Regions from separate parts of the Homo sapiens genome. Here regions 2 and 3 are each linked to region 1. A link is a loop called in an ENCODE intact Hi-C map of the cell type or tissue named here. Cell type or tissue: ascending aorta. All regions are shown on one strand.

Region 1 (8,000 bases):
TTTGGTGGCTGCAGGATACAGAGTTTGTTTGGTAATTTTGGAAAGAGGCTGGAAATGGAAAAGCAATGGGTTACAGGGGCTTCTAATGCCAATGAAGAGAAAGGCTTTAATTTTGTTGGCAATAGGGGGCTATAGAGGTTTTGGGGTAATGTTTTGGAACTTTAAGAAGAGTGCTTTGGCAGAAATCAGCAGGGTCTATATGTGCCCAAAGAGTGATGCCTCAGAAGCAATGCATTTGGCATAATCATATTGGTATTGTCCACCACGAGAATCACTTGGTATACAAACCTGGCTCACTCAGTTCACACTGAATAAGCAAAACAATAACCACTTGGCTTCATGATGCTTTTCGACCTAAAATAAACACAAGGTATCAAAGCAAATGAAATGTTACATCTTTCCAGTGCTCCATATGAATAATCCCTGTGGAAGTTATAAGTAAACAAAACTTCTGTTCATAAAAAGTATCAATGACAGATGTAAATACTGTATAAACTCCTGCCATATAAAAGGAGAAAATGAGATCTCACATATCCTTCCACAATACCAATTCCTGACACTTAGCACAACAAATTAGACACACTTAATAATTATTACACACTAGGCTTGAGATTATTCAATAGTTTTTTAACCGTGTTTCTATAATGGTGTGGAGGTTTTTGTTTGCTCACTTTTTAAAAACATTTTCCACGATTTCATTATAGGAGAATAAATGCTCTTATACATAGTCATAGTTTCAAATATGTTTCTGTTCTTCTCATTTAAATCTACTCAGAAAACAAGCTTACAACAGAAGCCAAACTAGGAAAATCTCTGCTGTGAGTATCATATAATATTCAAACACTGCCCAGGAAAAACACTGGGGAATGGTGTTTTCTTTGCCCTCAAAGAAAAGCACGTGAACACCATCTTACAAGATTATTATTGACTAAGGAAAAGAAATGTGTCATTTGTTCATTCTTTAGACTAGGAATTGATGTTAGAGATTTTTAAATAAATTATAACAAGCTTTTAACAATCTACAAAGAACAAAAAGTGTTAATGTCTTCCCATAGTTGCCTCTGATCTTTTTATAAAGAATTGCTGTGGGCTGGGCGCAGTGGCTCATGCCTGTAATCCCAGCACTTTGGGAGGCTGAGGTGGGCGGATCAACTGAGGTCAGGAGTTCGAGACCAGCCTGGCCAAAATGGTGAAACTCCGTCTCTACTAAAAAACACAAAAATTAGACGGGCATGGTGGCAGGTGCCTTAACTGGCTACTTGGGAGGCAGAGGCAGGAGAATCATTTGAACCCGAGAGGCGGAGGTTGCAGTGAGCCGAGATCGAGTCATTGTACTCAAGCCTGGGGGACAAAAGCAAGACTCTGTCTCAAAAAAAAAAAAAAAAAGAGTTGTTGCCCCCTGGGCAGGAAGTTGTTGCCCTCTTCCTATTCCCCCTCCTTCCTTCTTTCTTTCTATCCCAAAGGAAATTACATTTTTTGAAGTTGATATGTATTCATCCTATTGATAGTACTATACTTTCACTTCATATGTATATATCCTGGCCCACATCTTTTATTTATGAAATTCATTATACATAAATTAGTAAATTCTTTCTATATAAGTTATTTATACATTTTGAATATGAATCCTTCACCAAGTACATGCCTTGAAAATATCTTCTCAGTTTATCTTGTAACATTTTATGATATCTTTTGTCATGTAAAAAGTATTTTTAAAAATTTTTATATACAGTCACATGGCACTCAACTACAGGGACATATTCTGAGAAATAGGTCCATAGGCAGTTTTGTCATGCTAACATCATAGAGTGTAATTACACAAACCTAGATGGTTTGTATATGGTACAAGCCTATTGCTCCTAGGCTGCAAACCTGTACAGCATGTGACTGTATTGAATACTGTAGGCAATTGTAACACAATGGTATTTGTATAATTAGACACATCTACACATAGAAAAGGTACAGTAAATATACAATATTATAACCTTATGGGACTATTATCATGTATTGACTAACATATCATTATTTGGAGCATGACTGTCATCCAATTGATCATTTCCTTAATGGATTGTGTATTTTAATGTTTTGTTTAAGAAATCCTTTCATACTACAAATTCTATATTTCCTTTCAATTTTTTTTGTTTTTTTTTGAGATGGAGAGTTACAGAGATAACTCTGCTGCCAGGCTAGAGTGCAGTGGCGCGATCTCGGCTCACTGCAATCGCTGCCTCCCAGGTTCAAGCGATTCTCCTGCCTCAGCCTCCCGAGTAGCTGGGATTACAGGCATGTGCCACCACAACCAGCTAATTTTTGTATTTTTACTAGAGATAGGGTTTCCCCATGTTGGCCAAGATGGTCTCAATCTCCTGACCTCGTGATCTGCCCGCCTTGGCCTCCCAAAGTGCTGGGATTACAGGCGTGAGCCACTGCGCCCAGCCTTCCAATATTTTTTTAATTCTATTTTTCTTATTTAACTTTTTAATTGATCTGAAACTGAATTTGTATGTGGGCAAAAGAAGGGATCTAATTTTATTTTTTTCTTATGAATGTTTGTTTTCTAAATAAGAGAAAATAAAGGAAGCTCAATTGCTCTTTATAATCCGTAAACCCCTTAACAACAGTCACTATGATTTATATTCATCCCATCAATACACTTCCTCAAAGTACTTTGAACATTACTGGTACATAATCTATATTTTTTGGAGAAGAGATACTTTTTTCCAGCCCCCATTGCTTAGACTATATACCAGTTGTCCACCTAAAATAATCTAAGTTGTGCTTAATTTATCCCCCTGAGCAGGAAATAGCATCTTAATAGGATTAACTTGGTATAAGCACTGAATAATTCCAATTAAACTGAAGGGTATTAATCACTTCCCTAACTTTGCCCATTTTTAGAAAGTTCTTCTGGAGAAAAATCTACCTACTCATCAAGTTAGATTCATTTATTTATCTACGAGGAGAAATGCATAACAAAGAAGTAGGAACCTGGACTAAAAACACATTTTAACCTATTTTATAAGACTTTTAAAAATCAACTGTTTGAGTCAAAGAACTACCTGTACGAACCTCAAGTTGATTGATGTTTTTTAAGGGTACCAGTTTACAGATTTAGGCTCTCAACAGGGCCTAGTTGCATTGGTTTAGTCCTTGCCAACACCTATTTACTTTCTCCTTTCTTTTATAAAGAAACAGTCTGAAATTAAGATATGTTTGTAACCTAATTTTAATCAAAGGCAATTAATGAAAACCAAGAAAGGAAATTTTTTAAGGAAACATTCTAAGATGTTTTTGAAGAATACTTCTCTAACACTTTTTGAAAAGAATCTCCTTACAAAATTTTGCTCTTTTCAAACAGTTCCAGGGGCATTAGCATCTCACAGGGATGAACACCTGTTTTGTTTGTTTGTTTGTTTGTTTTGGGGGGGTGGTTTTTGTTTTTGTTTTTTTGCTCGAGGATGGGGTTCTAACAGACCATGGTGAGAAGATAAAACTAACCAGAAGGTGTGAGAATAAACTGACAATTGTAAATAAAGTGAAATATAGTTGGTAAAAAAGAAAACACATAAAAACTTGGGAAGCAAAATCATTTTCTTTTCAAACACTGCATGTAAACTAATTTTTATTTATTTATTTATTTATCTATCTATCTATCTATTTATTTATTTATTTATTTATTTACCACGACTAAGGAGAGTCACTCAGATAGAAAAGATGTCATTGCTTCCAGCTTTTTACTGAGGGAAGCCCGTCACTTGAAATTGCTTCTATTAGCAGGTTCCCTAATAAAACCAAGGCAAATCCTGCACAGCCTCAAAAAAAAAAAAAAAGTTTCTACTACGATTCTGCAGTCAGTATCACCGTCTGTTTTATCTTTAATGTAGCAACGTATTTTTCATGGTTCCGCTTAACAGCGCTTAGAGACCTTGAACTTCAAAATCAGAATGCATCTTAGAGGAACTATCCCAGCACCACAATTTGGGGACGTGGGGACGTTGTGTATTCAAAAGCATTAATCTGTTTTGACTTCATCCTTTCTTTAAAAGGATCAAAAGTCAGCCATAAGTGTAAAAGAAAAACTAATTTTAAAAAAGTTTAGCCTTAAAAACATAACTATCTCAGCGCGTGGGGGTTCCCTCTGTTCAAAAGAAAACAAGAAAAAAAAAAGATGGACATTGCTGTCTTCTTTGCACGCTTCTCTTAAAATCCTCATTGGAAGCCCCCCTGGGAAAATGAGACTCCGATTTCTCACCTGTTTAAAATCACGCCACAGCAACGAATCACTGCAAAAGCAAGGTTCTAACTTAAAACAAAAAGAGAAAGTATTCGCTTCTGCGGAGAACCCGAGCCTCCTCCTGGGCGGGCGACGCTCGGCTGATGGGACCGGGCCGCGCAAGCCTCGGATGCAGCCGGGTGGGGGGCACCAGGCGCTAGGCGAAGGAGCGCAGGACCAAAGGAGATGCTTGGCTCCTAAGATAACACCTTTAAAAAGAAGAAGAAGAAAGAAAGAAAAACAAACAAACAAACTCGATACTTAGCCTCACGATCCTTGCCACCCCCTCCCTGCTCCGCCACCCACACACAAAATAAAGTGAGCCGGGCGGGGGAGTGCGCGCCCTGAAAGGGAACAAGAAGCAAGGCGCCTGTGACACAAAATGGAGAAAGAGGAACCGGGAGTGGAAAGGAAGAAGGAAAACCGAGTAAAGGAGGTTATTCATAAGAACAGGAAAGGGGCCGAGGGGTAGAGAACACCCGAAGGAAAGCGCAGGAGGCCCTCGTGAGAGGGCAAGGGGGAAAAGATCGACGAAGTAAGAGCGAAAAGAGGAAAGGAAAGAAAGACTTTCTAGATGCGGAGTCTCCATTTTCAGCAGCGCCATATTCGCTTTTCCTCTCGCCGCTTTTGGCTGGGTTTTGTGTGCGGCGGTGGACAGGCGCCAGCACATTTCTGCAGCTTCAGCAGCTCTGCTCAGACACCTGGGGAGGGCCGCAGGGCCCGGGCGGGGGACGCGCGCTCTTGGCCCAGGCCCGGGCGCGGCCCCCTCCCCGGCCTGGCGGTTCCTGCGCAGCGCCAGCCCCGCGCTCCTCTAGGCTGCAAAGGGGGCCTCCGACTCGGGCCCGGCCCGGAGGGGACACCTCACTCGGGGCCCCGCGGCAGCCCCCAGGGGACGCGGGCCCTCTAGTTTCGCCCACGGTGTGGCTGGGCATGCGTGCCAAGGGGATGCGTAACCGAGAACCGAAAAAGACGAACTTAACCTTCGGGGAGGAGGAGAGGGCGCACGCTGCGGGTACCGGGGCTTGGGGGCGCTCCTGGAGGTGACGGGGTCACCTCCACCTGCGCGGGGCCACTCTCTGGGAGCCGGCGATCGATGCCCGCCGCGGCGCCTGGCCCAGGCCCCCAGGCCTCTCGCGGCTCCCGGAAAAACGTCCGAGGTCGGGGCTCGGCCGGGAGCCCCAAGCGGGTCCCCTGGCCTCGGGACGCCAGTCCGGGAGGCGGCCGGAACTCCGGTTTTCGCGGTTCTCAGCGATATTAGGCGCGGCCAGTGTCTGAAAGCTCCTCGGGGTTACGTCCTGGGGCGACTGGAGGCGGCTCACGACTCAGAAAGTCGGGGCTTCTCGCCCCGGATCCCCACCGCTGGCGTCTGTCGAATCCCCACCTCGGTCCTCGGGTAGAGGCGCAAGCGCGCCCCAAGACCATTCTCTTCGCGCCCACCCCCGTTATTCTTCACTTTCACTTGACATCGTTCTTCACTCAAGGTTAGGTCCTCGCTAGTGCCAGAGAAGCCCCTGGGTCCCCAGTGCCCTCAGCCCCGCAGCGTAGGGAGCAGCCGGCCCGGGAGATAAGGAGGCCACAGCCATGGAGGCCCCAGGCCCGGAGTCCCCGCGCCGTCGGGTTTTGAGCCGCGCGGCTGGCCAGGACCGCCGGCTCCTTCTCTGTCCCGGTCCTCCGCTCGCAGCCCCGCAGAGGTGACGGTACCTGGAGGCTGGAAGCGACGGTTTCCTCGGGCCGGTGGAGGGAAACATGTCAGGGTCACAGCGAAGGAAACCGAGACCCACAGGGGTCCCCGGGCGTCCGGGACGCGTCGCTGGTTTTGCTCCTAGAAGGAAAGGCCTTCCCGCTTTTGTTCCACCGGCTCACCAGGTCCTCCCTTCCTGGCCAACTCTAACCTCAGCTTTGTGCGTGTCACCCGGCCCCGGGATAATCGGATCCTCCCAGACCCGGGAATCCATCAGAAGCGCTACCCGTACTTGGCGCCCTGAAAGTTCCCCAAGCGCAGCGGCCGCGCCCTCGAGTGCATCCACTCCGCGAGCCACGGGCGGCGCCTGCCCACCCGCGGCTCGGCTTTGCGTGTTGTAAGCCGACTATTCTATCACCATTGCAGGATAAGCTGGCCTTTAAATTTTCAAAGAACATTTAGGTTATTTTCAACAGTTCATGCTTTTCATATCTGTCTTTTCAGACTGCAGATTTCCACAAGGAAAAATGTATCTTTCCTAGACGGCAAAAAGCAGATTTATTTTCCTTTTTAAAAAGTTGCCTTAAAACGCCTATCTCATAGTACTTGGGGATTAAACTGTTTCCCCTAAGAGAAAGTTCAACGGCTAAGCTCAAACGTTAGTCTTGACACCTTTAGTTAAGATGATCCTTTCCCAGTGTTGTTAGTGAAATGTTAAAATCAAAATTTCAAAATGAAGTAGATGTTTTATGTCTTTAGAACATTCCAGAAATTTAAGAACTAAAAATATTGACAAGGTGCAAGGCCTAGTTCACAAATAACATTCCAGCTTCTGTTTCTGTGAGAGTTCTTTTTTAAGGCTATGAAAGATTTTTGAAGTTAAAGTATTCATAGCTGGAACAGACATTTATCATTTGACAACATATGAAATTTTAAATTGTGCATTGTAAGTCTCATGTTTATGTTATGTTTCTTGGATATATTCCATGGCATTTTGTGCTTCTCTCTTTTATGGGAAAGCTTACAATTAACTTACCAGGTTTTTCTTTTAATTTAATCAGGATTAGATTAAAAAAAAAACCCTAAAGCTACTTAGTAAAAGATATTTTATGGCAGCCAAATACAAAAATGAATAAAGCTTAAAGTAAGTTATTTTCTCATCTCTCAAGGATGGTTTCCTTCTGAAATAAAAATTGGAAGTTGTACTTTGGTAGGTGTTCTTATCCACTCAAATCTAGCCACCGAATGCAAGTGATTAGGTATTAAGGCCTACTTAAAAAAAAAAACTCATTGTGAAGCATTTATTAAACCCTAGAAAGAACATTTTTCTTTCATGAGGCCATGTACTGATCAACTTTCAATGCAGAGCAAAGATCAATGGGTGCCACTTCTAGCATTTCAGGTGTTAAATATTGCTAGGTAATATGGAATTCAAAAGGAAAATCATCTCTATTTGATAGATTTGTAATGTAAAAGAAGGCATACAATCAGAGTCTTGGAATTCAGATGCAGAATGTTAAATACAGCTCTTATGTTTTATTCAAAATCCATTTAGAAAGGAAATATAAATGACCTTCATAGCAAGTTTTTGGAAAGATAATACTTAGGAATAGCAAAAAGCTAGTTCACAAATGTCCAGTGTTTGATAGTCAATATATAACACACACAATCTTTACAGAACTATATACTTATTTTTAATAATGCCTGTTGGTATATTTTAAATGGTCCTTATTTGTATTATAAATACCTCAAATTTCAATTATCTGCAATTTTTACATTTTTGAAGTACATTTTCTTAAATCCCAGATTTTGTTATATGTCAGCACATGGAATACATACAGGTATTTCATTCTAACAGAATGAAAATGTAAATATCTAAAATAAGGTATGTATCATACTATCATAGGAATCAGCAAAGAAAATCATTTCACTATAATTCTATTGGCATTTTAAGAACATTCAATGGAAAACATAAATTTCCAATTTATTAAGACCTTATTTTTGTACCTAATTATTAAAGAGTAATACCATCTATGTTCTCTAACA
Region 2 (8,000 bases), 730 kb before region 1:
CATGTCAGCTGACTCTACAATCAAAGATGAACCCAATTCAGATAATGGACTGTATTCAAATTTTTTTAAGAAAAGATATATCAACTTCTATGTTTCTCAAATGCAAGTACATATGTAGATAGATATGTCCAAATTAACATTTATATATATATATCCTTCTCTGTGGGTCCAGGAAATTATTGTGAATTTAGGCACATGTATGATATGCATTGAGTTTAATTAAATGTGATTATTTACTCAGTGAGGAATGCCTAATCTACACACTATTGTAAAAAGTGCTTTAGCTTTGAAAACAAAGCTGCTTGCAAAAGGAAAATCCTCTTTAGCAAATAGAGATTGAAATATATTCCTAATGTCCACTTACTTCTGCATTTATTGTAAAAAATCAGCACTTTCAGTTTTTAAAGTGAAGGGCCATGAAAATATGAACATATTTGTCTTTACTTATCCCATATGAATGTGCTAGATTTACCTTTAGATGCTCTATTTTGATTTATTTTCACTGTATTTTATGTTTCAATACCATTGCAATTCAGTCTGACCTCTTTCCTCTGGAGCGAAGTAATGCACACGGCATTTACAGTCTTTTAAATGGTTAGCTGGGAAATGCAATAGCAATTTGCAGGAGTAGTTTACTAATGGGGAAAGTTCTTTTGAAAACCTGAAGGAAAACCTAAGAGTACTTTTGCATTTCTACACTACAACTGTCATATAATTAAAGTATTGAAGAGCATTAAAATAATCCTTTTCCTTCCAAGCTTTCACCCATACATACATAATTTAAATGAGGATCACAGCCACCCCCCCCCCCCCCCCCCCCCCCCCGCCACCAGCTCTTCACCATATACGTTTGTTTTAGTGATTGCTGGGCACATTTTGTTCAAAGTGAATTCAGACAGAAAAGAGTAAGGAACATCACAAAGGCCTCAACAATGTAAGTATGCTGGTTAAAAGAATAAAAGCCCCTTGTGCTATTAACTAAAAGTAACTATAATATTCACAAGATAAAAGTTTAAAATAATAATAAAGTCTCATATGGCTGAATTAGTTGAGGATATAAGACAATAAAATCTCAACAGTTCTTTAGCTAAGTTTATCTAATATCACATCTTCTCTGCTTTTTGGGATGGGAAAATGGGAATGAAGGAGTAGAAAATGGCTAAATTGAGAAACAAATGATAACTTAGTATATTTCCTTTAATTTTTTTTCTTTCTGGTTCATTTGAACAAATCAGGGTAAGTCTCCAAAAGGGCCCATCCCTCTGTTCTTAGGCATTTAAAAACCCTGTCTTTAACAGAAGTTTGGGACACAGGGTATATGCCATGTTGTCTACTGACCCATAATCAAAATGCAGTGACCTTCTACCCTTTTTTTGCCCCCTGACCCATCTTGAATTCAATGCAGCCTTTATAAATTTGCAAATCCTTGGAGGTAAAGGGGTTTTTGTGAGGCTTTGTTCTGAAAAAGCCCTAAGAGTGTGCTTTCTAAATTAGACAAAGGTAAAGCAACAAATCCTAGTGGATGAGATTTTACACAGGTGAGCAATAGGCACCTCCAGATAACATATATTGCAAGCTAAAAACCAGTTATAAACATAGGAGACAAGGAGGTTATAGATTGCATCAAATTAGAGTGAGGTACAAATCACTTTCATGATGTAAGAAACGGCTAGGCCACAATCTTCCTGCTCTTCTCATCTCAAGGGCTGTGGGGGACCCTAGTGACCAAGGAAGGAATGGGGTGGGGGGAAGGGGGCAGGGAGGAAAAGAAAGGAGTGAGACTTGATCTGAATCTGTGGGCACATTCCCTTATCTTTCCTGCTATCAGCCAGTTTAAAGGACACCATAATTATGATGGTGATAAAACAATGCCTGCTTATGTGTGCTGAATAAATAAAGAATGTTTACAGCTCAAGAATCTTTTAATTCCAATTAAATGCTATCAAAGAAAAGCCACTTTTCCTACTGCAACCGCCTTTCCCCCCAATTATCTTGTTTTGTTGTAATATTTTCCTATGAGACACATGGGCCTTTCACAATTGATCCTGAATGCAAAAGAAAAAAAATCAGAGAAAGTAGAGTTTGACCTTCAGATATTAAATAATACACAAATATCCAGAACCACAATTTGTTAGGGTTGCCCAAGTTTTTGTTTATTTTACACAAGGGCCAAACATATAGAGACTGAAGTGGTGACACCAAGTGTTGAGGCCTACCTATGGGCTGCTCAGCCATACTGAAATCCTGAGCCACCACGAGGGGAGAGAGGAGAGACAAGACATGAGGAGCCTGATGGTCTCTGGAAAGGGAATCCTCTTCTGGTTCTGTTCCCCTGGCTTCAGCCCAAATCCTTCTGGGAGCACTGGAGCCAATCACTGTCTTTCACTGCTGCAGCTACTGGGAACCTACAAAAAAGCGGGAGATAAAAAAAAAAAAAAAAAAATCACAAGTTCGAATTTATGGATACACAAGTATCATTTCATATTCATGACATCAGCAAATCACATCATAATCAGATTTGAGCAAGGTTTGGACACTAAGACCCAAAAGACTGGACACTCAACACTGACAGTATCACATATTAACCAGAAAATTCGCTTTTTTGTTATGGAATCATAGGGTGAAAATTAAGTCTTTTAACTTTGAAAAGCTTACTTTTCACTTCTGAGGCCAATTTTTACACTAATAAATTTCAAGTAAACGTCTCTTTTAAAGTTGTTCCACAACATTTTAATTCAAACTTCTATTTCCTTTCTCAGTTGGGGTAGTGTTTTGTTTGTGTTTTAAAAAAACACATGGCACAACAAACGTTATGGAAAACGCACTCATTCCGTTAAATGCCGATACAAACCTGCCTTTTACTACATCTGTCTAAGCAGCGCATTGCTAAGTATAAACTTAAAAAAATTTTTTTTTCTCAAAGACATATCTATTATTTCTTGGCAAATACTATTTGGTGATGTGGTGCAAAAACACAATGGTAAAAAATTTCGGGGTATTTGTAAGTTTTCTGGAGAGTTGCAGGCCCCTTTCCTTTTGAAAGTTTAGAGCTCCAATACCCTCAATTCTACTGGCAGAATTAGGATGGACTTAGAGGGTCCTAAACGTGACCGATTCACTAAGGCGGGGGGGGGGGGGGGCTACAGCTTGCAGCAACGTGCTCTGCAACTTAATCCTACGCTAAAAGAGGGCAGAGAGCGAAAAAGAATGGAATACAAACTCTCCCGACATCCGTAGTTACTTTCAAGGTGGATTGTGTATTTTAAGGCTGATGGGAACGTCTGGTTTGTGGAGCAAAAAGAAGAGAAGGTAAGTGTTTGTCCTTGTATCCACCAGTTCGTAGAGAAACAATGAAAGAACAAAGGGAACCACTTCCCCATCTGAACATTTTCTGTATCTCCCTCCGTTTCAAGCCAAAAAGCTTGGGAAGGGATTCGCTTTACTCTACCTTAAGTAGTGGTTGCTGGCTTGTTGAACTAAGAATGAGAAAAAAGTTGAGAGGCAGATATAGACTAAATAATAATAAAAAAGGCTTGCTGTGGCGGATCTCCACCGCGCCAGTGTCAGCAACTTGCAGCAGAAGTTGCTCAATGCACGGAGGCAAAGCCCAAGAAATACCCTTTGCACACCAGATTTCGAACTCAGTCATTTAAATAGACTTTCTTGCTGTTTGAAGGGGTTTCTGCGCACAAAATGTGTAGGTAGTGGCTATGGGAGAGATGTACTATTTAGGTCGAAAAATGATCTCATGGCTATCTGGAAAAGAATTTTTAAAAAGGAAAGGGGATTCAAGTATCACGTTACTGTTTGCTAATAGAAGAAATGGCAGCACTGGCTGGGAAAGGAGAGGGATTCGTATTGAAATGCATTTGCTTTGGGGTACGCTGGTTATCCGCAAGTCTGGCTTTGTGGGTCTGCGTGGCTGAATAAGTGACCAAGTGCCTTCGGCATTATATAAACGGATCGATGTGTGCGGGAGTCCCCAAAGCCGTCGAGCACGTGAAACGCGACTTTTTACTGCCCTCCAAGCGGCGACCAAGCCCCGCTCCACCCCACCCCGCCTCAAAATCCGTATATTACCTGCCCTGTTACAGTGACACATGTTTATGTTTATAGTCCTGGTTTGTAGTAGTGTCAAGAACCGCAGCAAGAGGAAGGGGAGGAGAGAGGAGAGGGAGGAGTAAATTCAACCACCCCCACTTGTTGTTAAAGCAAATTTACTGCGTTATTGCAAGCTCAGGACGGGGGGCTGGGATGAGAGTTGAGAGGAAGGGTTGAGTTGGGAAGTGTGTTGGCGGTGGAAGGTGGGGGTGGGGTTAAGAGCTCCGCAATGGAGCTCCTCTCCCCAGCAGCCCAGGAAAAGCAGCTCGGTCAATAGGGGAGCATGCTGGCGCGGTCGAAAACAAAAAGGTTCCTCCTGCTCGCTGCGTTCACGTGGGGGGCTCTGCACGCGGGGCTCCAGGGCCGTGACCCCTGACCCCGGCTCCTCTCCGCGCTCTCCGGTGCCGCGCGGCCACTTTTTACCCAGGATCCCTCGCGCGGGCCGCGCTCGTGCCGAGCTGGAGTCCTTCCTAATCCTCCATTCCCGGCTCTCGCTCCCCGCCCCCGCCGCCAGCCCCGGGGGAGGATTCTCCGGCGGGGAACCCCCGCCCCACCCCCACCCCGACTGCCCCGGCGGAGTCGGCCGCAGCGAGTCCGCGCGGGGCGGGGAGGGCCGGGCCGGGCCTCCCCTACCGCGCCGGGCCTGCGAGGGAGGGGAGGGACGGGGAGCCGAGGGGAGGGGGCGCCGGCCTCCCGGCTCAGCTGCCCCACTGAGGCCTGGACCTGTTGACTGCGATTGGCCCGCCTCATCCCGCGCCCTCTCTCTGCTCGCAGCGGCCCCAGCCCTTCCGCGGCGTCGCGGGGAGGAAATGGGGATGGCTGTCCTCCTCTCCGCCTCCTTCTAACTTTCCTTTTTTTATTTGGGTGTGTTGGGGGGGGTGCTGAGAAAGCCCAGGCAACTCCACCGCCGCCCCATCCTGCCTCCGAAAGTCTCGTCACGCCCGACCCGCCGCCGCCCTCCCAGCCCCCATGACTTAAAACCGCCTCCCCTCCTCGCAGCGGCGCCCCGGCCCGGAGCCCGAGAGCCCTCGACGCCCCCGCCGCGCCTCCCCCGCCTGGCCTGGCCCAGCGGCGTCCCCAGCGAATTGTGTCGCTTTTCTGCCCTGGAAGCTCCCTCGGCCACGTTCCACTTTTTTTCCCAGTCCCAGGAGGCGTAAGATAAAACCTCTGATTTGCTGCGTGCTGCCGGGCACATTCTCTGCCCTCTCGTCCGAAGGACGAGTTTAAAATGGAGAGTTTAAAATAATAGCATTTACAGGAGGAAATAAAGAGCGAGGAGATGGTTCTTTGGCCGGTTTTAAGACATACATGCTTTTTTTTTCTTTTAATACAAGATGTCTTAAGGGTTAAAAGCGTTCTAGGGTTTGCTGTATTTCCTTCTAGATTTGGGGTTTCCTGAGGAAATCTTTTCCGGAGGGAAATAGCAAATCAACATTAAGATGGAAGCGAGACTTCTCAGCCACTTTTGGAAATGAAGGGGGAAATTGTAAAAATACATTCAGAAAAGGGCGCGAAGGCGGCGGCTGAGGGGAAGAAGCTGGAGTCTTGGGAGGAAGCGCAGTGGGTTGGAATCGGGGGAAGGAGGGCCCGCTAGGTCCGGGCGGGGAAGAAGGCGTGCGGGCGGCGGGGCGTGCGCCGGGCCGGGCAGCTGGAGGAAGGCGCGGCGGGACTGGCGAGCGCGAAGAGGCAGGCGGGGAAGGCCTCGGGGGGCGGGGGCCGGGCGCGGGGCCGGCGCGCCGGAGGAAGCGGGACCTGGCTCCTCGCGCCCGCCGGGCCGCCCCCATTGTTCTGCCCTAGCACCGCTGTTAGCCGAGCACGTCCTGACCGAGGGAGGGGCCCCGCGGGCCAACCCGACCCCCGTCGGCGCCTCCCCGGGCTCCTGAGCTCCGGCCGGGTCGGGTCGGGCCGGCGCGGCAAGTTTTGATGGTCAGACTCAGCCAGCGAGGGGTTCCCAGCTGAAGACCTCGGAGGAAGGAGCCTTTACAGCGTGCTGCGAAATTGAAGGAAGCCGGGCGAGCCTGCAACGCACACGTTATGAGAAAAAGGGAAAGCAACATAGATATGTTTATAAAGTGATAAATAGATAAGAGACACCCGTGGGCAGTTATTATTCTGGATCCGGAAAGTTACAGTAGATTATATAATATTTGAAATATCTTGAAAAGTATGGATTCAAAAATCCATTTAAAAAAAGGTTCAAAGGAATTCGGAAAAGCACGTTTCGCTATCCTTATTACTGATTACTCAGCTCTTCTTTGTACACAGAAAGTCTAGTTTTAAAAGGAAAGGCTGAGCTAGCCCTTTCAAAAACGGGCTTCCTTTAACGTGAAGTGCGTTTTCAAAATAGGGAATTTCAAAAGGGAAAAACGTTTAATTTGCTTTTAAGCCACGTTTTGGAAACAAATAATTGCAATCCACTTAATAAACTCTGTCTGTTTTCCTTTGTGAGGCATATGGAAGAAATATTTCTGGCCAACGTCACAGTTGTTTTTTTTTAAATGAAGATTTCCAACAAGTGCTTGCGAGTCTTGTCGACAAGACCAAAGTCATCGTGCGTGAAAGGCCAAGAAAAAATAATTTCAATCCTGTGGTCCAAACCTTACTAGGGCAAGAGAGTAATTTCGACTTAGGTTTATGATAGACTTTGCGGAAATTCCTTCTAAAATACTCATTAGTAGTCTGTGTGTTATGAAGCACTGTTTCCCAAGGTAGATTTTAAAAAACCAATTAGAATTGATCTTTAATGGAATATTATATTTACACGTCATCATGAAAACATCATTTGACAGAGTTTTGAATTACAAGAAAGGAGTTAACAGATGATGCTCATAAATAGCATCTGTTTGAAAAGACCCCTTAAGAGTCAGTTAAAGGTAGTGATTGTTGTATTTTTGCATTTGAAATGCTGTAGAAGTTGCTTGCATTTTAACACTTTCATTTTGCGGGTCTTCTTTCTAAACTTGCATTTCCTCATGGAAATCATTCAGTTATTTCGAGATATAGGGAGAAATTCTTATGTAAGATATCATTTGAGGCGTAACTATGGAAAGGTTTGAACAGAAAAAAAAATCGCTGTTGAAAATCAAGTATTTTCAATCTATTCATTCGTTCCACACTCATCCTCCCACAGTTCCCCCCATCAATTTACATTTTTTGTTTGTCTTTGAATATTTAGAATAGCTTTACATGATTATCTGTTATGTAGTTGATAGTAGAAGGTGAATCGTTTTACATCATTCACTGTTTCAGATATTTTTTGTTTCATTTAAAGTAAAAAGATTCTTAGGAGTCATGTATTCTTGTGAGAAAAACAACAAATGGATGGAAAAAGGGCATGAATGGGGGTGGGGATGGAGAGGGACAAGTAGCATTCCTGGTCAGTCTTTGTGATACCTTTCTTTAATTTTATGTCATTATATTTTCCACTTCTGCTTGCACCAACGATCATTGCTTTTTTAATTGGGGTAAAGTGCCACCATATAAAATTTACCTACCTTCTGGCTCTCAAGCGCCGCAGTAAAATAAGGCTGACAAAAAGTGATCCGAGGCTTGTGTGTTTAATTCGCCAGGAATGTTAAGCTTCATAAGATTCACCCTATGGGGTCATGTTGGTCCTTGGCACTGTTACTATACAGTTTCAAGAGGTAAATATGCACATTATAGATTTTAAAAATCTAAGATGTACTAGACCAACAGTTTATTAATCGAAGGAATAAAAAATGAATTTGTCAACCTCATTCTTTCTGGGACACAATGCACTTAATTAACATATTCTTGGGCTTGTTTCTGGATTTGGTAAGCAGTGGCCCCTTTTGGAGAGGAAAACATTTAAATCTTAAAAAGTGATCTTCTTTGGTCCAAATAGTATTTATAAATTCAGTTTAATTTCTTCTTTTTTT
Region 3 (8,000 bases), 820 kb after region 1:
CAATTTCTCCCCAAGATGGCATCTGGTGACTAGGGGTCTGTAGACTACCAGGCCCCACGAAGAGACCAGTGAGAGAGAACTGCTGGCATCTGGCCTTCCTTCAAGGAGGAAGGAAATACGATGTTGGTATCATAGTCCCAGCCATTTGCCTCTGTCCATAAATTCTGTGTGCTCTCCGGTTTCTCTGTTCTAACCCCAGGCTTCTGTCAGTCTGGTGACCCCCTCTCTAGGGGACACAGTAAGTTCTAGATTCCCTACAAACTCTACAAAGGATGTGAGAGCCAGGAGCAGTAACTGCCACAGGCCACTGGCCCAGACACTTCTCCCTGCCAAAGTTCTACGACAGCTCTCTGGCATGTGGAACTTGGCATGGAATGAAACGCAGGCATCACGTGGTGTCCTGGGAGGCTCAGAGCTGTTCTGCCGCAGGGAGATACAGAATGAGAAATGATTGGCCAGGAATTACCACCAGGCAGCTGATGACCCCTGAGTGGGCTTTCGCTCACCTTCCCTGAACCCCACCCCTCATACCCAGCTCTCTCTAACCCAAAGTTCAAGAGGAAATGGCCACACCCTCTCCTGGTATCAAACAGGCAGGTGCAAACTTGGAGCGCTGAGAAACACCAATTGCCCTCTGCAATTTAATGCACATTTAGCATAAAGCAGTGAAGGGCTTAGCTTTGGCTCCTGGGGCAGGAAACAAAATTTATGTAGCTAGATCATTTGCCTTTGGTGTATGCTTTATACTATTAATAAACTAGAATGGGCTCTGAGCTCTGTGCTCTCCAGTGATGTCTAGAAATATGTGGCCGAGGGTCACCGAGACCCTCTTCAGGTCCTGGTGCAGCCTTAAGATTTCCTACGATGATTTTACAGGCACTTTTAAATTGCCACAATTTAAGGTTACTATTTCAGTGTCTGGAAGGCACGATGTCTGGAATTCATAATCTTCCCAGGAAGCTGGGACAATATATAAAACAAAATTCACAGACGTTCCCTCTTAGGTGGTGGCATTTCAGGTGATTTTGTTTTTATCTTTGTGCCTTTCTATATTAAGTTTTCTGTATCAAATATTATTACACTGACATGTAGCAGAAAATGAAAACATTTTTTCTCTTGTTAATGTTTTCTTTATCTTTTTCTTTTTTTTTTTTTTTTTTGAGATAGAGTCTTGCTCTGTCGCCCAGGCTAGTGTGCGGTGGTGTGATCTCGGCTCACTGCAACCTCCGTCTCCCCGGTTCATGCGATTCTCCTGCCTCAGCCTGCCGAGTAGCTGGGATTACAGGCGCCCGCCACCATGCCCGGCTAAATTTTGTATTTTTAGTAGAGACAGGGTTTCACCGTGTTAGCCAGGCTGGTCTGGAACTCCTGACCTCGTGATCCACCCACCTAGGCCTCCCAAAATGCCGGGATTATAGGCGTGAGTCACTGTGCCTGGCCGACAATGTTTTCATAAAGATGTTGTTTATGTTTACATGGAGTGGGTTTATTATTATTGTTTCAAATGAATTAATAAATATTTAAATTACTTTGCTTTAATTTATAGTGCTGTAAATAGCAACACACAAAAACTGCAGAAATGATATTCTTTAGAATCTTCAATATTTAGAGAATAAAGGGGTCTGAGACCAAAAAATTTAAGAACAGTGATATAGAGGATTCAATAGGATTTGGAGACAGAGGATCTACATTCAAGTTCTAGTTCTGTCACTTAACTGACATTAATTTCTGTTAAGTAACTTAAGTGCAGTCTCTGAAGTCAGACTGTCTGGGTCCCTCATTTTAGCCTCGCTGTTTGCTGGCAGTGTGGCTTTGGGTGAACCATTTCGCTTCTGTCAATAGGGATGACAATAGCACCAGGTTGCTGCGTGCCTTAAATGACATTAGATTTCTAAATGCTGACACCTATTATTAGAACACAGTAAGAGCCCAGTAAATGTTAGCAATTATTATTAGTCTGAAACATTTTTAAGTGGGAAAAAGGTCCTTCCTTTTTTATTATCTCATGGTTCAAAATAATTAATAATAAAGTGTGATTCTTTTTTCTTTTCTTTAGAGTTGAGGTCTTGCTCTGTTGCCCAGGCTTTAGTGCAGCGGCACAACCACGGCTCACTGCAGCCTCGACCTCCCAGGCTCAAGCAATCTCCCTGCCTCAGCTTCCCTAGTACCTGGGAGTACAGGTGCGTGCCACCTCGCCTGGCTAGTTTTTTCGAAGTTTTTTTTGTAGAGATGGGGGTCTCACTATATCGTCCAGGCTGGTCTCAAACTCCTGGGCTCAAGCAATCCTCCCACCTCGGCCTCCCAAACTGTTGGAATTACAGGCGTGAGCCACTACGCCTGACCGGCAGTGTGATTCTAAAGGGCCGGAAGTGATGACCAAATCCACTTTCTCCACCCTCCCCTCCTGCTTCCACGGGGAGGTAGTGACATCAACACGTACCGTTTTTTTCTAGAAGGACGTGAGCAAGGCGAGTTGTGAATCGAAGGCAACAGGAAAAGTATGAAGTGGGCAAGTTGGCACAGGTGTGTGGGGAGACACTGGGGAGACCCAGATAGCCTCAGGCACACAGATGCCTAAGACCTCCTGGACCAGAGAGACTCCCAGCATCCCCCAGTTAAGCCCAAACCGGGCTCCTTCCCTGTCCCCCTATGTACCATAGGGTCCAAAAAGACACCGGTGTTCCACTGTCTCTGGAGCTGCCCAGTCCTGCAAAACGCAGCCTCCCCTTTCCCCGCCCTCCTCTTTTCCTCTTCTCCACGCCTCTGCTCTCTTCCTTTTCTCTCTTCCTGCCGCCCTCTCCAGTTTCCTTTTGCCCCTTCCGCCTTCTCAATTGCTTACCTTCTCCCCGACCGGCCTTCTCACTCCCATCTGGGGCTGGCAGTGCTCTTCTCTGTCCAACCAGTAATAACACATGAAGGCCTTCCAGGAACCTTAGGGAAGCCTGGAGTCAAGAGCCTCCAGGACCAGGCCTAGAGACTTAAAGGTGGACTATTCTGAGGCGTTGGGCGCCCCCTAGTGGTCCCTTCATGCCACCAATTCCCACAGGATCCATAACGATAACCTTTTTTACAGAGCGGAAGGTGTCTTTAGTTAGGCTAAGTGGAGACTGAAACAAGGACCTGGCCTAATAATGCACCAAAACTGTAGAAACCTTCTCTGATCCCTTACTTTCCAAAACATTTTTTATAAGAAGGTAGGTGGAATAAAAAGCAAGTTCAGCACGGAGCCAGTGCACTTCACAACAATGCTTAATTTGTCTAGAGCCCCCAGTAAGATGCACCAACTCAAAAGCAGGGTGAGACAGATGGCGGAGTCTATAGCAATGCAGAGATGATCCTGGGAAAAGCCATGGGCAGAAGAGATGTCGATCCAGCAATAGTGGAGGCTTGACAAGGCCCTGGCACTTGCACCTGCTGATTTTTATTTAAGGACACTCAAGAGGCCAGGTGGCTCATGCCTGTAATCCAAAAGCTGTGGTAGGCTGAGGCCAGAGGATTGCTTGAGCCCAGGAGTTCAAGAGCAGCCTGGGCAACATAGTCAGATCCCATTTCTACAAAAAAAAAAATAAAGAAAGAAAGAAAATTAGCCAGGCATGCTGGTGCATACCTGTAGTCTCAGCTACTCAGGAGTCTGAGGTGGAAGGATCACTTGAGCCCAGGAGTTTGAGGCTGCAGTGAGCCATGATTGCACCACTGTGTCCCAGTCTGGGTGACAGAGCAAGAACTTGTCTCTAAAAAAAATTAAAATGCTCAGGAATAAATTTCTCTATTCTACGCATGACACACATTCCTCTGAAAAACCGCACTGTGACAGGCCACACAGCTACCTACTCAGGATGCCCCAGAAAAAGTCCCAGCCACAGATTCTGTCTCCCTTAATGACTAGAGACCTCATTCTCTTTAAATGGCAGATTGTCCCAACCGCAAATCTCTTCTGCACAGTCAGCCTGGGATGCAAACAGATTGCTTTAACGTGTAACTTTGAAAGTCAGGTTGTCATAACCTAGAACTCTGGGAAGCCTCATCATGAAATCATAAAAGCTTGTGTTTGGCTAAAGCAATGTGTTCATGTATCAGTAATTCATGCAATCCTGTACAAATGCAATTTTAACAGATGTTAGCACATACCTGAACTGGTGGAACATTTCCATTAATAACTGTCTGCTTGTTCCGGGAGGCTGGGGAGCCTTATCCTCATCTGCCGGCTTAAGTTCAGGTTAGGCTGGGGATAGAATTTCCATGTAGACATTTTTAAAGTAACAGTAGTAGACGCTTGAAAGTTTCTAGCAAATGGCAGGACATAAATATGCGACCAGCGTGACTGTTTTTGCACAGGTTCACCCACGCAGTAATTACTCCTCAGTCTTATTTGATACATGCTAATTCCTATCTTGTTCTAATTGATTTGTTTTCAGGTCCCTGGGTCTCATAGTGACAACAGTGAAACAAAGAAGAATGATGGCATTTCCCAAAAAGGAACAACAGTTCCCACATGTGTCCAAGAGGAAGAACTGGCCATGGTTGGGGCAGGGTAGTAGTGGGTTAGGTGGTAGCAGTGTCTCCATGTATAGGGAGAAGCCCAGGGCAGGTAGGCTTTGGCTGCCATCCTCTGGCACCGAAGTTCTCCTTAGCAATTGCCCATCTCATTAAGACAGAAACGCATGAGAAAGGGAGAAGACTGTCCTGGTCAGGCTGGGTGCACACACACTCTTCTGGCTATTGCTGGAGTTAAGGCCCAGAAAGATCTTTTTTTTTGAGATGGAGTCTCGCTCTGTCACCCAGGCTAGAGTGCAATGGCACAATCTCGGCTCACTGCAACCTCTGCCTCCTGGGTTCAAGTGATTAGAAAGATCTATTCAGAGTGCTGATGGGCCAGGTGCGGTGGCTCATGCCTGTAATCCTAGCACTTTGGGAGGCTGAGGCGAGCGGATCACTTGAGGTCAGGAATTCCAAACCAGCCTGGCCAATGTGGCGAAAACCTGCCCCTACTAAAAATACAAAAAAATGCCAGGCGTGGTGAGGCATGCCTGTAATCCCAGCTACTAGGAAGGCTGAGGCAGGAGAATGGCTTGAACCCAGGAGGCAGAGGTTGCAGTGAGCCGAGACTGTACCACTGCACTCCAGCCTGGGTGGCAGAACAAGACTCCATCAAAAAAAAAAAAAAAAAAAAAAGTGCTGATGGCAGCACTTATCTTTTAATTGCACATTCCGATGGAACGTTCTTGTCACAATTTTATAGAAACCATTGTAAAATGCAGATGTGGACATGCACTTAAAACAGGGGTCACAGAGGCTGTTAAAGGACACAGAAAAACAGAGGGGAGACAGAGATTGGGTGACTCAAGTGCTAATATTCTTCTGTCTGGAGTAACAAGGTTGTTGCAGTTCAAGAAATAATGTGTTCTATAGTATCTGGTTATCTGTCTCCGATGTGCCCTTTGTCATGGTTGGGTACTCAGCCATGGGCTGTGCCCATGTTCAGGTGGCTCCTCAGAAGATTGGCTACTAACTACCCAATTTGCTGACACCATTATCTAATTGTAAGCAGTCAAGTAATTACTGACGCCATTAACTAAGGCTTAGGAGTGGTGTTCCCAAACCACAAGCCACTTTAAAAGAGAAGTGGTCCTCAGTGTCCCAGCTATTAACTATGACCCTGTATTTGCTAACCTGGCTAGACTGCAGTACAGGAAGCTGAAATGTGCTCTCTGTACTCATAGCATGATTCAATTCAAGGCACCTGTTCTCACACTAGACTGACGGAGCAGCAGTTCTCACACTTCAGCGGGCATCAGAATCAGCTGGACGCTGATGATTCCTGGGCCCCATTTTCAGAAATAGCCATTCTATTAGGCCTGGGATGAGGCCTCAGAATTTGCACTGTTAACAAGCTCCAGGTGAGCCTGCTTCTCTGGTCTGGGGCCACGCTTTGAGAACCACTTGCCTAGAATCTGAAAAAAATCTCCCACTTAGGCTAGCCTGAGTCTTTTTCTTTTTTTTTTTACATAGAGACAGGGTCTCGCTCTGTTGCCCAGGCTGGAGTGCAATGGTGTAATCATAGCTCACTGCAGCCTCAATCTCATGAGCTCAAGCAATTCCCCCACCTCAGCCTCCAAAGCAGCTGGGACTACAGGTGTATACCACCACATCTGGCTAATTTTTGTATTTTTTGGAGAGATGGGGTTTTGCCATGTTGCCCAGGCTGGTCTCGAACTCCTGAGCTCAAGTGATCCTCCTGTCTCAGCCTCCCAAAGTGCTGGGATTACAGGCATGAGCCACTGCACCTGGCTAGTTTCACTCTTTCTTTCCCAATGTCTGTGTAGCAAGAAATAGGACAGATGCTACTCAGTCCTGAAAAGTAAACTATCACCTTGGCTTACAACTGAAAGAGATGTGCAGTTTTGTGAATTTCTGAATCAAAGTCTCTTTATTAATAACCCACGCAATTCCCATTTTAGCCTTCTTTTTTTTTTTTTTGAGACGGAGTCTCGCTCTGTCGCCCAGGCCGGACTGCGGACTGCAGTGGCGCAATCTCGGCTCACTGCAAGCTCCGCTTCCCGGGTTCACGCCATTCTCCTGCCTCAGCCTCCCCAGTAGCTGGGACTACAGGCGCCCGCCACCGCGCCCGGCTAATTTTTTTTTGTATTTTTAGTAGAGACGGGGTTTCACCTTGTTAGCCAGGATGGTCTCGATCTCCTGACCTCATGATCCACCCGCCTCGGCCTCCCAAAGTGCTGGGATTACAGGCGTGAGCCACCGCGCCCGGCCTAGCCTTCTTAATGCCCTGGAGAGATTAGCACTAGAAACAAGAACACAAAATTGCAAAATGAATAACCTTCCGGTGCCCTGGAGAGATTAGCACTAGAAACAAGAACACAAAATTGCAAAATGAATAACCTTCCGGTGACAGCTGTGACCACACTGAGGGCATTGGAGCCAAATAAAAGTATACTCAACTGCTTGTTTATCTCATTTTGGACTCTGCATATATTCAGTCAGTCGAAGCTCTGAGATGCCTGAGACAAGGAATGAAAAGTAAGGAATTAATATCTCAATGCAACAATTCAAAACTGAGAAAAGAAGGTCGGGCACAGTGGCTCAGGCCTGTAATCCCAGCACTTTGGGAGGCTGAGGTGAGGGGATAACTTGAGGCCAGGAGTTCAAGACCAGCCTGGCCAACATGGCGAAACCCCGTCTCTACTAAAAGTACAAAAATTAACTGGGCGTGTTGGCGGGCACCTATAATTCCAGCTACTTGGGAGGCTGAGGCAGGAGAATCACTTGAACCCAGGAGGTGGAGGTTGCAGTGAGCCGAGATTGTACCATTGCACTCCAGCCTGGGCAACAAAAGCGAAACTCCATCTCAAAAAACAAAAACAAACAAAAAAATACTTGCTGATGCAGAGTGAACTCTCCACTGGACCTTCCTCTTTCAGAACGCTCCAGAACAAAAGTTGGCAGCAGGCCCTGTGTGCTTGTATTCCCCAAACTCCAGAGAATTCATGTCAAGTATTCTAAAAAATTCTCCCACCACTCTTTAGTCTGGCTTGTTAAGCCTCTGGCCAGGGGATCAGAGGCAAGTCTCCCTTCTTGCAGGCACTCCAATTTCCATAAATTCTATGTTGGAGAAAAGGAGAGAACTTAAAGAAAATAATAAGGAAGGCAGGGTTTCCCAGAACACTTTTTACCTGATCAGGAAGTGGAATAGAATAAAAGTCCTCAGGAAAAGAACTAGGATATCATTTCCCTTCTCTAAAGGATATTTTGTGGCTCATGGCTGTAATTCCAGCAATCTGGCAGGCTGAGGCAGAGGATCGCATGAGCCCAGGAGTTCAAAACCAGCCTGGGCAACACAGCAATACCCATTTCTACAAAAAAAAAAAAAAAAAGCCAGACATGGTGGCATGCATCTGTGGTCCCAGCTACTCAGGAGGCTGAGGCGGGAGGATCACTTAAGCCCAGGAGCTGAAGGCTGCAGTGTGCTATGATGGCACCACTGC

What was found. Hi-C counts contacts between places; a loop is a spot of excess contacts. Peaks named below come from ENCODE experiments on the same cell type or tissue, not always from the same donor. Only the 100,000 strongest peaks of a DNase experiment are listed, where the experiment ranks them.
Region 2: it touches region 1 in a loop (2.8-fold over the local background); 19 of 110 quality-filtered maps call a loop at or near these places.
Region 3: a loop joins it to region 1, with 2.3 times the contacts of the local background. A loop is called at or near these places in 6 of 110 quality-filtered maps.

Annotation. Positions count from the first base shown.
Region 1 is chr10:22,247,452-22,255,451 of GRCh38, forward strand. It overlaps LOC105376447 (a long non-coding RNA gene), which reads right to left. Exons shown (of 2, transcript XR_001747390.3): 1 at 5,975-8,000; 2 at 1-4,482. LOC100130992 (a long non-coding RNA gene) reads left to right here and starts at 4,621. Exons shown (of 1, transcript NR_038921.1): 1 at 4,621-8,000. RefSeq lists enhancers at 3,925-4,004, 6,107-6,803 and silencers at 4,955-5,474, 5,885-6,004. In ascending aorta, no CTCF peak of the experiment used is centred here; DNase peaks (open chromatin) are centred at 4,600, 5,020, 5,030, 6,220 and 1 weaker place; H3K4me3 peaks cover 3,621 bases; H3K27ac peaks cover 4,655 bases.
Region 2 is chr10:21,521,467-21,529,466 of GRCh38, forward strand. SKIDA1 (SKI/DACH domain containing 1) reads right to left here and starts at 4,216. Exons shown (of 4, transcript NM_207371.4): 1 at 4,081-4,216; 2 at 2,217-2,405; 3 at 1-14. RefSeq lists enhancers at 3,608-4,251, 4,252-4,895, 7,472-8,000 and silencers at 4,551-4,970, 5,091-5,240, 5,686-5,805, 5,816-6,135, 5,995-6,153. In ascending aorta, no CTCF peak of the experiment used is centred here; DNase peaks (open chromatin) are centred at 4,595, 5,085 and 5,765; H3K4me3 peaks cover 5,134 bases; H3K27ac peaks cover 4,648 bases.
Region 3 is chr10:23,065,347-23,073,346 of GRCh38, forward strand. LOC107984215 (a long non-coding RNA gene) reads right to left here. Exons shown (of 3, transcript XR_001747394.2): 2 at 4,129-4,222. Among named protein-coding and RNA genes, the nearest start is that of MSRB2, 26 kb to the right of the region's middle. RefSeq lists enhancers at 2,814-3,108, 5,354-5,463. In ascending aorta, a CTCF peak has its summit at 3,027 (motif pointing left); DNase peaks (open chromatin) are centred at 365 and 2,995; H3K27ac peaks cover 1,467 bases.